Regions from separate parts of the Homo sapiens genome. Here region 2 is linked to region 1. Evidence: chromatin loops called from intact Hi-C (ENCODE). Cell type or tissue: endothelial cell of umbilical vein. All regions are shown on one strand. Each heading gives the region's core, and the rest is flanking DNA. Links, peaks and the distances in the headings are about the cores only. Region 1 has its middle 77 kb from the start of KU-MEL-3. Region 2 overlaps CDYL (chromodomain Y like).

Evidence for each region. A loop is a pair of places that touch in the nucleus more often than their neighbours do. Peaks named below come from ENCODE experiments on the same cell type or tissue, not always from the same donor. Only the 100,000 strongest peaks of a DNase experiment are listed, where the experiment ranks them.
Region 2: it touches region 1 in a loop (7-fold over the local background); 1 of 110 quality-filtered maps calls a loop at or near these places.

The regions. Positions count from the first base shown.
Region 1 is chr6:4,684,322-4,691,716 of GRCh38, forward strand. No RefSeq gene overlaps it. Among named protein-coding and RNA genes, the nearest start is that of KU-MEL-3, 77 kb to the left of the region's middle. In endothelial cell of umbilical vein, for the core only: no CTCF peak of the experiment used is centred there; a DNase peak (open chromatin) is centred at 4,030; H3K27ac peaks cover 1,193 bases.
Region 2 is chr6:4,845,339-4,852,733 of GRCh38, forward strand. The region is part of intron 1 of CDYL (chromodomain Y like); the gene reads left to right. Among named protein-coding and RNA genes, the nearest start is that of CDYL, 73 kb to the left of the region's middle. In endothelial cell of umbilical vein, for the core only: a CTCF peak has its summit at 3,515 (motif pointing left); DNase peaks (open chromatin) are centred at 3,563 and 3,943.

The sequences.
Region 1 (7,395 bases), core at 1,238-6,237:
GCATGCCCTCCGGAGGAATGGAGCAGAGAGGAAGAAACTGATGATGCTGGACAAAAGGCAATTTTTGTAAAAGCTATCATTGCGTTAATAATTTGTGTATAGGTGCGTGTATTTATAATTTTTTCTTTCACTTAGGGATTCTTCAGCTTAGAGAGTCTTTATTTCTGTTGTACTAATATACAGTTACACTTTTTAATAGAAAGAATATCTAATCCTCCATTTGTGAGAAAGTGCCCCAAAGGATGGGCTTAAATGGGTATATGAGATCCTCAGCTGTGCAAATTCTCACAGTCTTAAAATTATTCATTTCTAGTGTTCTCTGTGTATACCAGGTAACACATGGTCACTCCTGCTTATAACCTCAGCTTCTGGCAAGCTGAATTCCTCACAATTCCCCAAAGGCCACATGGTTTCAGGCAGCTGTACCTTGCACCCTCACACAGGCACCTCACAGCAGCAGGGGTGCCTGACTGCTCTGGCTCTCTGATGCGTCTTACCTAAGGAACACCCTCTGGTCACTCTTGGAATCCTCCCTAACCTCTGTAGATTGCTTCTTGCTGTTTTCTTTTCCTAAAGGTACTGTGGAACCCCAGAGAGCGTTATGAACCAAGGATTACAACTAAACCAATTCTGTGAAACTGAGGTCTGTTAAAAACAAAACAATCATGCTAAAAAAAAAAAGTGTATGCTTGCCAAAAATATAAGCAATACAGAAAGGAATAAAGCAGAGATCAAAATTCAACTGAGACCACACCCCCAGAAACAACCATCATTAACATTTTGCACAATGTCCTCCAGAACGCTCTATAATCCTGCATGAAAGAGACCCATCCTAGGACAGAAGAATCACTCCTAGACTAACGTGTCATTGGCTTCCTACAGTGACTACTGCAGGGGGCTTGCCTTGTTTTTTGTATCCCCAGTGTTTAGCACAAACACAGACACTGCAGAGGACCCAAACATGTTGGTCAAATTAACAAATAAGAGCATATGTGGCTGCAGAGCTTAGCAACAGCAAGAATAATGCAGTTCCCTAACATCACTTACAGAGCAAGAAGCAGAGACCCAGAAAGAAAGATGCACTCACCTAGCATTAAGGGAGAGGGTGAAGCACTGGAAGGCTTATGGTCTTTGCTCCAAAACAGATCCAAATAAAGTTGCATTTCAAATCAATGTAGAAAATATATTTTTAATAAATGCCTATGATTCTAGCACTTTGGGAGGCCAAGGTGGGAGGATCATTTTAGCCCATCAACCCGTCACCTACATTAGGTATTTCTCCTAATGCTATCCCTCCCCTAGCCCCCCACCCCCCAACAGGCCCCGGTGTGTGATGTTCCCCTCCCTGTAATGTGATTTTTAACAAAGAGAATGGGTGGACAGAAAAATACTTTCCTTTCTTTTGAGACAGAATCTCACTCTGTTGCCAGGCTAGAGTGCAGTGGCACGGTCTCAGCTCACTGCAACCTCTGCCTCCCAGGTTCAGGCAATTCTCCTGAGTCAGCCTCCCAGGCAGCTGGGATTACAGGTGTGCACCACCACGCCCGGCTAATTTTTGTATTTTTAATAGAGACGGGGTTTCACCATGTTGGCCAGGCTGGTCTTGAACTCCTTACCTCAAGTGATCCACCAGCCTTGGCCTCCCAAAGTGCTGAGATTACAGGTGTGAGCCACTATGCCCAGCCAAAAAAACATTTTGAAAGCTGGAAAATGAAGGCGAAGTAACTAACTTAAGCAAACCTGAACCAACCATAGGTAAAGCTGAGACACAACCTGAATCACATCCTGAACTTCAAAGGCTCAGGAGGCAGCAACACCCAGCTCCTTTGGAAGCAGAGAAAAAGATGGGGCAGAAAACAGAAGGTTTGACTGAAAAGTCTGTTTGAGAAGCAGTTAACTCCACCAGCTTTCTTTCCCAGCTCCACAAAGGGCAGGAGCCTGGAGGGTTTTTTCCCTCTGGAGAGGTAAAATCAAGCCTCTCTGGGCTGGGGAACACCAGGCAGAGATAAGGGCAGGAGTACTGTATGGAAGAAAGGGACGAAGTCAAAGCTGCATGCTGAGCATCTGATTCCCAGCCTTCCTTCCCATCGTGACGCTCAGAAGGCAGACAGCCAAGCTTAAATCCTCCAGGCAGAAGATTCAAAAACTCTTCTCTTGGGAATCCAACAAGTTCATGAGAAAGTCATCATCAGAGGGTTTCTTAACAAAACTGTCAAGCTGGGCCAGACATAGTGGCTCACACCTGTAATCTCCATGTACTGAGAGGTCAAGGCAAGAGGATCACTTGAGGCCAGAAGTTCACAACCAGCCAGGGCAACATAGTGAGACCCCATCCCTACAAAAAATGTTTAAATCAGCCAGGTGTAGTAGTGCACACCTGTAGTCCTAGCTACTTGGGATGCTAAAGTGGGAGGATCATTTGAGTCCAGGAGTTCGAGGTAGCCATGAGCCATGATCATGCCACTGCACTTCAGCCTGGGCAACATATCAAGACCATGTTTCTTAAAAAAACAAACAAACAGGCTGGGCGCCATGGCTCACGCCTGTAATCCCAGCACTTTGGGAGGCCAAGGGGCCGGGCGGGGGAGGCGTGGATCATGAGGTCAGGAGTTCGAGACCAGCCTGGCCAAGATGGTGAAACCCCATCTCTACAAAAAATACAAAAATTAGCTGGGCATGGTGGCGGGCACCTGTAATCCCAGCTACTCGGGAGACTGAGGCAGGAGAATCATTTGAACCTGGGAGATGGAGGTTGCAGTGGGCCGAGATCATGCCATTGCACTCCAGCCTGAGTGACAGTGTGAGACTATGTCTCAAAAAACAAAAAAATGAAAAAAAAAAAGAACAGCCGAGCTGAATCATCTTACAATTAATTCCACTGTCAGTAAAGCCCTCCACTCACCTACTACCACCAGCACCATGCAGAGCAGACTATAAACAGATTTTTGGTGCACCACTCTTAAACTATAAACAGTATAGGCAAGAATCCCAAGATAACTTGAGAAGCATTTACCCTGTTTCATTGATCCTAAGATGCATGTGTCCGAATGAACATCTCTGAAATCCGCCTTACAAATCAATAGTATTGCAAAATCATGGTCAGTCAGGAGGCAGCCGTGATACGGCCATGCAAAATAATTTCGTGGACACTTTCTCGTAAGATTAAGAGCACCAGCATCGAAGGTTCTCAAAGTCGATAAAATACGGTAATCTGAAAGCCAGAGACCAAAGCAAAGTGGAAAAAGGAGGTAAAAACAGAGAAAATAGCCCCCAAACCCTTATTAATATCCTGAGAGAGATAACGGAATACAATATACTCATTTTTAAAAAATATGAAAGAACATTTAAATAATCCTTGGAATTTAAAATAAGGCAGCTTGCAATAGAAGACTAGGTTGGGAAAATTTCCCAGAGAGAAGGGTAAACAGAAAAAGAGATAGAAAATAGACAAGAAAAAAATAAGAAAATTAGAGAACTGTCCAGGAGTTTCAAAAAGAGAAAATAAAGAAACCATCAGCAAAATTATTCAAGAAAAATCTCTCAGAATTGAAAGACATAAGTTTCTAGATTAAAAGGAGCCCACCAAGTCCCAGAAGACAAAATAAACCCACAACAAAGTGCATCATTGTGACATATAGGAACACTAGGGACAGAGAAAGAGTCTACAAACTTCGAGAGAGAGAGAGAGAACAACGCAGGTCTTAAGTAACAAGGCAGAATATAACAGAGCAGAACTTCCAAATTCCAAATTCCAAATTTTAAAACCTAGAATTGAATACTCAGCCAAACTATCAATGAAATGAGATGACACGATAAAGGCCTTTTCAGACCTGCAGGGAAAGAAGTGAAGAAATCACCCAGATAATGGGTGGAGGCAGAACGCAAGATGGCAGATGAGTCACTGCTGTGTGAGCAACCCGTGCAGTTTGGAGCAGATCAGAAGATCCAGAAGAGATTTCTTCAAGAAAATGAAATTAAACATATTGAGAGGTATGCCCAATTGAAAGAGCTGGCATTGAATTAGTTACAAGTATACAGAAAAATAAGCAAATAGAACTGGAAGACAATTATTAACTCTATGGAAAATAAAAAAGTGCAAGAGGAAGGAAACGTAATGATTGTGTACCGCGTGACTCAGCAAGCATAGTCACAATAAACACTGAAAAATGAGCCAGCCAAAATTAGAACTTAACTGGATAAAGAGAATGGAGAAGACTTAAATTGTGTTCTGAGAGACAGGCGGGTAAAAGACGGTGAAATCTTTGTATTCCAGCAAATACTTACTACCCACATTTTTTCTTCAAGAAACATGCTAGCATTTTACATATTTACCAATTTACATATTTTACAAATACGGAAATGAACATGAAAACACTCAGGTGAAAGTTACAAGGAGGTGCTTCTGGAAAGTGGGACAGGGAACTGCTGCAATGTTTGACAATCAGCCATGTTGAGTGATCTTAATATTTGCACTCTATACATACGTGGCTTTAACAAAAGTAAAAGTTAAAGTAGAAAAAAAGGAAAGAAGAATGAATGAGCATGGGCTTTGAAATCATGCGTAGGTTTGACCACCAAGTATAGTTGGCCCTCTGTATCCATGGATTCCACGTCTGTGGATTCAACCAACCGATTTCGATAATCTGATTTCAGATTATTTCCGATTGAAAATAGCTGGAAAAACGTGTCTGTACTGAACATCCCACTTTGAGAGGCTGAGGTGGGTGGATCACTTGAGGTCATGAGTTTGAGACCAGTCTGGTCAACATGGGGAAACCCCCATTTCTAGTGAAAAAAAAAAAAAATTAGCCGGACGTGGTAGAACACACCTGTAGTCCCAGCTACTCGAGAGGCTGAGGCAGGAGAATCTCTTGAACCTAGGAGGCAGAGGTTGCAGTGAGCCGAGATGGCACCGCCTGGGCAACAGTAAGTGAGACTCCACCTCAAAAAAAAAAAAAGAAAAAAAAAGTTATGCTCTCTGGTAGATAATCAGAAATAACATGAAAGTAAATAGAAATGTTTTAAACCATTTCTTCCTCATGTAAGATATTTTCTGATGGAGTCATAAGAAAAGGAGGAAATGTACAGAAAACAGGAGGGCTTTGGAAGAAATTAGGGGGGTTCTACAAAGTGTTTGGGGCTGGGAGCAACTATTCAAGGAATTTCCATTTCCAAGCTACCAACGGTGTATTGGTCCATTCTCACATTACTATAAAGAACTACCTGAGACCAGGCGCAGTGGCTCACGCCCATATTCCCAGCACTTTGGGAGGCCAAGGTGGGTGTATCAACTAAGGTCAGGAGTTCGAGACCAGCCTGGCCAACATGGTGAAACCCTGTGTCTACTAAAAATACAAAAATTAGCCAGGCATGGTGGTGCATGTCTGTAGTCCCACCTATTCAGGAGGCTGAGGCAGGAGAATTGCTTGAACCCAGAGGCGGAGGTTGCAGTGAGCAGAGATCGTGCCACTGCACTCCAACCTGGGCGACAGGGCGATACTCCGTCTCAAAAAAAAAAAAAAAAAAAAAAAAAAGAACTACCTGAGACTGGGTATTTTTTTAATTTATTTTTATTTTTTGAGACAGCGTCTTGCTCTATTGCCCAGGCTGGAGTGCAGTGGCACAATCTCAGCTCACTGCAACCTCTGCCTCCTAGGCTCAAGGCATTATTCTCCCACCTCAGTCTCTCACGTAGCTGGGACTACAGGCACCTGCCACCACACCGGGCTAATTTTTGTATTTTTAGTACAGAGGAGGTTTCACCATGTTGGCCAGGCTGGTCTAGAACTCCTGAGCTCAAGCAATCCACCTGCCTCAGCCTCCCAAAGTGTTGGGATTACAGGCATGAGCCACCATGCCTGGCCAAGACTGAGTAATTTATAAAGAAAAGAGATTTAATTGGCTCACCATTCCACAGGCTCTACAGGAAGCCTGGCTGGGGAGGCCTCAGGCAACAATCATGGTGGGAGGTGAAGGGGAAGCTGGCACGTCTTACTTGGCAGGAGCAGGAGGACCACCAAGAGAAAGGGGAGGTGCTACATACTTTTAAACAACCAGATCTCGTGAGAACTCACTCACCATCACGAGAACAGCAAGGGGAAAGTCGGCGCCCGTGATCCAATCACCTCCCATCAAGCCCCTCCACCAACAATGGGGATTACAATTCCACATGAGATTTGGGCACAGACACAGACCCAAACCATATCCAATGGAAAGTGACAAATACACCACTGCAGTAACTTACTGTGCAGTTACTATGTCGAAAACCTGGGTGAACGCCTCCCACCATCTGAGGTTCTCTTCAGCCCTCCCCCGAGGCTATCAAGTCACCAGCAACCTTCACCTGCCAAGCAGGGTGCCCACCGCTCTGTCCTAGCCTTCTGTGACCTTTCAGCAGCACTGACGTACTGAACGACTCTCTCCATGAACACTTTCTGTCCTGCCTTTCTGACACCATGCTCTGCTGGTGATGCTCCCTTACCATTTCCCCAGGATACCCAGCCACCCTACCCTTCTCTGAGCTTAGCTAGTTGCAGCAGAGTCCTCATGATCCTCCCTCCGCTATTTTTGCCTGTCTCGGGTCATTCTCCACTCAGCAGCTAGAGTGGATCATTAGAAACGTAGGTCAGATCAGACCATCCCTCCCCTTTTTTCACTCTTTTTTATTTGTATAAATGTATAGGGTACAGGTGTAATTTTGCCATATGCATAGATGGTGTAGTGGTGAAGCCAGGGTTTTTAGGGTATCCATCACCCGAATAATGTACCTTGTACACATTAAATAATCTCTCATCATTCACCTCCCTCCCACCCCCTCGCCCTTCCAAGTGTCCATGGTCATCATTCCACACTCTATGTCCACATCTACCCATTATTTAGCTCTCACTTGTAAGTGAATACATGTGGTATTTGTCTGTGTCTGACTTGTTTCACTTAAGAAAATGGCCTCCAGTTTCATCTGCGTTGCAGCGAAACACATGATTTCATTCTTTTTTATGGCTGAATAGTATTCCATTGCATCACATCCCTCTTAATATGCTCCTATGGCTTCCTACTGCACTTAAATCAAAGGCAAGTTCCTTACCCCAGAGCCTACCTAGAGGTGCACCTTATCTGACCCTTTCTCCTCTCCAGACACCCCCTGGCTGTGGTCACCTTGCTGGCTGCCCCTTGTCTTCCAGCTGTCAGCTCACACACCCCATTCTGAAAGAGGGCTCCCCATCACTCACTCTCACACCACCCTGCTTATTTCCTTCATGGTACTTACTACAAATTGGAATTCCTGTGTGTCCATTTACATACATGGTAATTGTGACTTCTGCCCTATGATGCAAGCTCCATGAGGGTAGAAACTCTGTCTTGCTCAGGGTCTGGCTCAGAATTAGAACTAAATGA
Region 2 (7,395 bases), core at 1,367-6,366, 160 kb after region 1:
ATTGGTTTTCAAAGTAGTTTTTTGAAGGCTAAATGAGTTGAGTGCCAAAGAGAATGGGTACTGCCATGATGAAGTATTCTTAACTTTAGTTTAATTTGTTCTTCGTTATTGTGTATATGAAAACCTGTATTTGTATTAAAATCAGAATAACAAATAGTGTTCCTCATTGAGCTTTTACGATATTATTAACAGTAGTGTTTAACCTTTTAAGGCAGGATTCAGCAAACCTTTTCTGTAAGGGGTCAGACAATAAATATTTTACGCTTTCTTGGCCACAGCTATCTATTGCAACTCAACTTCTGCCTTGGTAGCCTTAAAGTAGCTATAGACAGTATGCAAACAAATGAGTGTGGCTATATACCAATACAACTTTATTTATGGAGACTGAAATATGAATTTTGTATACTTTTCATATATCACAAAGCATCAACTTTTGATCTTTTTCCAACCGCTGAAAACGTAAAAACCATTCTTACTTTGCAGGCCATGCCGAAACAGGTGGCAGGGTGGATTTGGCCCGCAGACCAATTTGTTGACCCTTGTTCCACGAGTTGAATGAAAAAAATAGAACTACTAACGGAACTGATCTCCTATTTGAAAACTGGCACAATCTAATTGCCTGTAAAGTTCTTCCAAGCTAAAGGAGCCAATATTTAACTGCTATTATGTATGTGTTTAATGTTCAGGAGAACATTTAGGGGAAAAATTGGCTTAATTATGTTAGAACAGTCATTTGATCTAAATGAACAGTCATACTTTAGAAAGAAATGTGAATACTACAATTTTATAAATGCAAATTCTGCGATTGCACCTAAGAATTAGTTGTCTTTGGGTACTGCCTTCTTAAAAAAAAAAAAAAAAGGTGGATATGGCTATTTTTTCAGATGTTGTCTGGTTTTCATGTGCCCACTGATAGCACCCCAACCCCACAGGGTGCACGGCAAATGTGGAGACATGTGCAAATTACTATTTACTATTAACTTTCTTGAGAAACGGAAATGTAGTACTTATTAAATCTGCATTTTTATTTTTTAGTTCATTGCTCCTAGAATGGCTTGTAAAATACAAACAATCAAAACAATAAAATAGTTGTGGATTTACACTATACATGACAAAATCATTATAATACAAGCTGTCAGACTAATATTCTATGTAATTGCTTCCCATGTGATGCCAGCATGCTTTCTTCCGTCAGAGTGCTGGAGAGGGAGCTGTTAGTTATCTTGGACCTGGAAAGGGCCCAGAAAATAGGTGATTTATTCCTGGTTGACTTTCAGAGTTAACAACACATTGAAGTGTGAACTCTGTTCGCTGTATGTGTGTCTTGCATGCTACTAGATGAGATGGTGACAGAAGCAAGACATAGAAAAAATAGGTTATTTATTAAACTCAAACTGGCTTATTTTAATGCAATAGTGAATCATAATATTTAATTAAAAATGAAAAATACAAAGACAAAACCAGATTGGACATTGAGACAGCAGTTGTAAGCCAAGACTGTTTTAGGCAAACCAAGACATATGGTTGTCCTATTTAAATCCATAAAATTAAACTTTTCTGTAATTTGGATAGTTCTACTCTTTCCTTTTCCCATTTTGGTCAGCAAAGTAGCCCCCTATTAGGTTTCTGCAGTAGTCTCAGATCCACTTAGATCTGTGATCCCCCCATTCTTATTCTGCACACTACGTTTACACAGCCCTGCTGTGTGAACTAATGAGACCCAGTTACAGTCATGTCTATCTGCTGCTTAAAACCCAGCATGGACCACCCAGGAATGCCACCAGTGGCCCTCTAACTATTGCGTGCACCAAAATCATCAGTGTGTGAGGGTAGTTGCAAATTTCTGGTTCCCTCCTAGAGATTGGTATTCAGTAAGTCTTGGGAAAGCCCTGGTGCATCAAAGTTGAGTCTCTGTGCATCTCATTACTTTGTCACTTGCCGCCCCCATCCGTCCCTGTCTCATGGTCCACCCAGCTGTTGTAGGTCCCCAGTGTCCTGTTTAGTGGACCTGTCTGTCTTTTTCCCCACATTCTTTCAGCAGCTAAGGAGCTGCTGTTGTACATCTTTCTGTTGAAATTAAATTTATTGCTCTTTGATTCCATTTTTCTCTAGCTGAGCATCTTGTGTGATAGCAGGGTCTAGGTCTCAGATCATCTGTATTCTTAACCTGATGCCTGAAACTTGTAGTTACTGTTGAGTGATGGTATAAGATTCAAGTTAACAGTCTTTCCATTGTTTCTCTTGTCATGAACTGAAGGTTCAGTGAATTAAAGTAGGATTTGTGTAGTCACTTCATTGTATGTATCAAGTTCTGCCTTTAAAACTTCAGTTTTCTCCAGGATCAATCAGTGTGGTAATTTCAAATTTCATACTTTAAAAATTGAGCTTTAGAACGGGCAAAAATGCCTCCTAAACATTTACAACTTCTGCTGTCTTTTGAATTAAAATAAAAACTGTGTCTCCCTACAGCCAAGGTAGGGCTCAACAAACGAAAGCTGAAAGGTGCTGGAAGCCTCCTGCACTTTGGGAATATACAGTCAGGAACAATTGTCAGGAGTTCTGTAGTTGATTCTGTAGGTTGGGATTGCCATAAGGTTGGTTAGAAAAAAGATGTGCGAAAGCTTTCCTGAGGGTTTTTGCCCTTGCTTTCACATGTCCCATAATTGAAATTAAGAACTGCTGGCAACTGGTTAGTGACCAGTGTTGAAATGGGAAAATATTACTGGCTTATGCTTTTGCTTATAGATATTGAAATTTAATAAAATTTAACCATAGTTACATATGATTCTATGAAATTAGGTAGGCTCTTCAAGAAAAATGTGAGCAATGTAAGGCAGGGTATTTTTGGGAGGGGGGTGCTTTATTGTATAGGCAAGCTCTCGAACAGTGTCTGATAATTAGTAGTGTCTGACAATATTTGCTGAATGAGTGAACTCATGGTAACATAACTCCAGTATGGCAGATTGATTCTTGGTGCTTTTTTTCCAGTGGCAAACTTTTATAGAAATTGGAGAGTTTCGTAAAGACTTTTAAAAAGTTGTCAGAATTACCTATTATGTCCTTTCCTAGATAATCAATTTGGAAACAATTGCTGGTACCTTAAGCCCGATGTATGCCTCCTATTATAGTGTTGAAAATGTTCTTTTGACAAATGCATCAATGACCAGGCACATGAGAACAGTGCACAGCTGTAGAAAAACAACAATGAAGGTCTTCGACACAGGAGAGAGTCTGCACTGCATCACAGCTGATCCGAAAGTTAAATTCAATGAAAAGGCAAATATTTTGGTCAGGAGAGGAATTCTTCCTAGGGAGTATTAGCACAGTGTATTTTTAGTTGTGTGGCTATTTATAGCTGCCCAATGGCTTGCGTCTGAGTCTTTATTTGGTTTTTAGGACATGCTAAGGATTGAGGGTCGTGGGCCTTAATTGTATAGAAGACGCAGTTGCGTTTGGTTGCCTGGAGGCTTCTCTGTGAAGCCTGGTGGGACACCTGCTGGCCAGTTTGGCCCTTCTTAGTGAAGGTGATAGAGACAAGGGCAGAAGGTCATTGTATTTATAGGATATTTGAAGCTTATCTTGTTTACTTTGTTAATAATACTTGAGTCATTTTTCTAAACATTCTTTGCATAACAGCAAAGATTAAAAAGATAAGTAATGTAATATATTAGGCCCTAGTTGTCATTCACCTGTTCTTGTAGAGCTGATACTTTTTTCTTGATCAAATTTTAGGTTTAATCATATTTAGCTTAGAAGAGTGGTCTGTCTTAAGAGTATTCTGATTATTTAGGAACATCTAGATGAAACTTCTTTGCCTTAGTCCATCGTTTCTCCTTTAAATTCCTAAAGGCAGGAATGAGTGTTTCTTAAAACCAACATGTATAAAGCAACATTTTAGGCAAACTGGGATGAGGAAAAACATCTTGAAGGGGGCTTCATAATGGTGTTGGAGCCTGTTAAAAATGTGGAATGGAAAGCCGATCATGAAAACAGATAGTACTGACTTTTGGCAAAATGAGTCTTTATGAAAACATACCTTAATGATTATCTGACAAATGCAAGTGCTTTTTGAGGTTAACAGAATTATAAACAGGAGACTGCAGACACTAAGGTCACTACTGAGCAGCACGATAATTCGTGTGGTGTGTTCTTTTTAAAGATTAACAATCTTAAGTCTTTTGTATGTTATGTTGCTAAGTTATTTGGGGGAAAGTGTTAAAATAAGTGCTCTTACTTTCTTTCTCCACTGCTTTTGCACAAAAACTTTACTGTTCAAAGAATATTGTCCATTCAGTTTACTTTTTATTTTTAAGATGAAGTATCCCCCAAACTGGTCATGCCAGGAAAAAAAAAAAAAAAGTCTCTTCCTTCCAAATTTAAGCATGTCAGAAAATTCTTACTTCTTTTGCACCTGTTAAGTGCCAGGCACTTAAAAGTTCAAGGGACATAGCAGGAAACAGTACTAATGAACTGCCTTCATGAAGCTCACATGTAGACCACAAACACAGAAAGAAAACACAGTGTGTTTGATGGTGAGATGGTGTGACGTGCTCAGGAGAAAACAGGAGGCAGGGAAGGGGATAGAATTGGGGGGAAAGGGTGGGGAGGGAGGGGGGCAGTTCCAGCCCTACCACTAACTAGAGTGGACTAGCTGGGTGACTTCATTTAACTCTGGAACCTGTTTTCTCATGACTGGATTGGCAAAAATATAATACATGTTCAACATACTTCATAGAGTTTTGTGGGTAAGAGGAATATTATTAGTAGTAACAAGGGCCTTATAATTGCACATAGGATAACTGTATTTGCTTACTGAATCTTCATAGTAATGCTTCACGCTAATTGCCAGTATCACAATTCATTCTCTGATTAATTCAGCAAATACTTGTTGAGTGTCTGCTAGGCACGAGGGATATAGCTAGATTTTAGATACACAAAACTCTGTTCTCATTCTGGTTGAGCTATGACTGAAGAGATGTAGTGTCTTATACCTTTCACCGTTGCTGTGTATTTTATCTTTAAATGTTCAGTTTGGTGACTTTTGTCAATTAACTAGAAAAGTCGATGTTTTAGCGAAAAAGTTTATAATTTTAATAGAGCTTGTGGTAGGGAACTCACAGTGGTTTTATTTTCCTATTACTTACTCTTGGGGCTATTTAAACTAGTAATTTTGTTTATTCTATAAGTTTCTTAATTTTAAAAGTATTCATAGAGTTCTTTTCCTTGTAAGAATGCTACTGTATAGCCCTAAAATTTATAATGGTTCAGGAGAACTTTGGATATAATACATTTTGTGATAACAGTGTGGATCAAGAAGTAGAAATGAAATATGCCATTTGATAATTGAAAGCATATAGTTAGATCGTGAAAGCCACGCACTAGAATTTGTCTAAGTTGATGAAATGCTGACTGATGAATAAGGTGAATCTTTCTTCATTTGGGCCAGTAGAATGGAGAGATCCATATAATTTGGATATTTAACAAAAATTTTCAAGTGTTAAAAAATTATTTGAAAAAATGTATAATTTGCATTAGCCAGTACAGAATTCTTAACTAACAAGCAGAAAATCCAGGAGTACTGCTCATTTTTTAAAAGTTTTTGATTACCAGGGGAAATATAATGGCACCGAGGCACATGGCAATGACTAATTAAAACTGAGCACTAGGGTCTGTGGCTCTCGACTGACTAGTATTTGTGATTTAATCATACTGCCCTAAAGATTTGGGCGCTCACTTGGGTGGGCATAGTTATTACAGATTGGCCTACACGTTCCCTTTCAGAGCCAGAGGACATGGACGTCTTATTTAGTAGAAAGTAGTAATCTGGGTCTTCCAACTTTGAGCTCTGTGCTAGTTCTGTAACCTGGGCCAAAGTTACCTTTGGTTTTCCCATCTGTAAAATGGACGTAACAGCAGGGTGGTGAGAATCAAATGAGTTAATTGATGGTAAAGACTTAACCTAGTGCCTGGCATGTAGATATACTAGGTACTTTATTATTATTATCTATCATACAAAGCTGAAGGATTGTCAGAAAAGAATCATGAGTGCTTCACCATGTTGGAGAGCTTCTGGGCTGGCAAATGTTTAACTTTCCCTATAGGTGGTTAGGGGTGAGCTTTTGAGGTCTTCATTGTGGCAGGCGACATCTGGGACAGCTCCTCTCTTGTGGGTGTAGGAAGCTGGAGTCTGGGGGCTCTCTCTGTTTAAAGATCTTTCATGAGTAGAAACAGACGATTTGCTCGGCCGTTTGTGAGGGGATTTTCAGGTGGGCACGAGGACCTGGCTGGAAAGGAACCACCGTTTAATTCTTCACTGCATTCGCAGACGCATTGCATCCACCAGCACCTTGGTAAAAAGTCTTAACGCAACAATCCCTGATCGTGGCTGTGCACGTAGTCATTCAGGCTTTGTCAGCCTCATGTTAGAAGATGCACATGGCTGTCATTCTTCATGTTTAAACCTGAGAAACTGAACAGTCAAATTTGGGGAATGGTCCAGGACTGAGGAGTGCTGAATCTACCAGCCCCCAGTTGAGGTTCAAATAAGTGGGGGTGATAATGATACTAACCAAAAACAGTGTGGCATTTTACACCCTTTTCTATGTCAGTCCCCTACTTTTATTTATTTCTATAGTGACTTTTTGAAGTAACCAGGCCAGTTGCTTCTTGGTGGTGTGTGTAATTTATTTCTCTTTCCCTTGCTCTTCTGTAAAGCGATGGCTTCCCCTTTGCTCTTAGCAGATAACCTGTTGGGTGACATCTAGGCACCAGGCAGAAATCCCATTTCCCGTTAATGTTTCAACATGTGGATTTAGCATCTACTGATGATCCTTGCTGAATCTTCAGTGGGTGTTACAATTGGAAGATTTTCTAGTCCTGTCGTTCCTTCTGTGGTTACCAGGTGGAACTATTTTGCAAGGAAGAGCTGTCACCAACTGGGGCAAATGATGATTCCTCCTAAAAAGGCAGGGCCAGTCTTCCTTCCTTCCTTCCTTCCCTCCTTCCTTCCTTCCAATCTTCCTTCCTTCCTTCCTCCTTCCTTCCTATCTTCCTTCCTTCCTCCTTCCTTCCTTCCAATCTTCCTTCCTTCCTCCTTCCTTCCTTCCTTCCAATCTTCCTTCCTTCCTTCCAATCTTCCTTCCTTCCTTCCTTCCAATCTTCCTTCCTTCCTTCCAATCTTCCTTCCTTCCTTCCAATCTTCCTTCCTTCCTTCCTTCCTTCCAATCTTCCTTCCTTCCTTCCAATCTTCCTTCCTCCTTCCTTCCTCCTTCCTTCCTTCCTTCCTGTTTAGATTTAAATCAAGTTTACATTTGGTGTAAAATCATTGATTATAAGCAAAGATTTAACATTTTTGTGTGTGTATCATTGTGGGTTTGTGATTTTTATTTGATGATT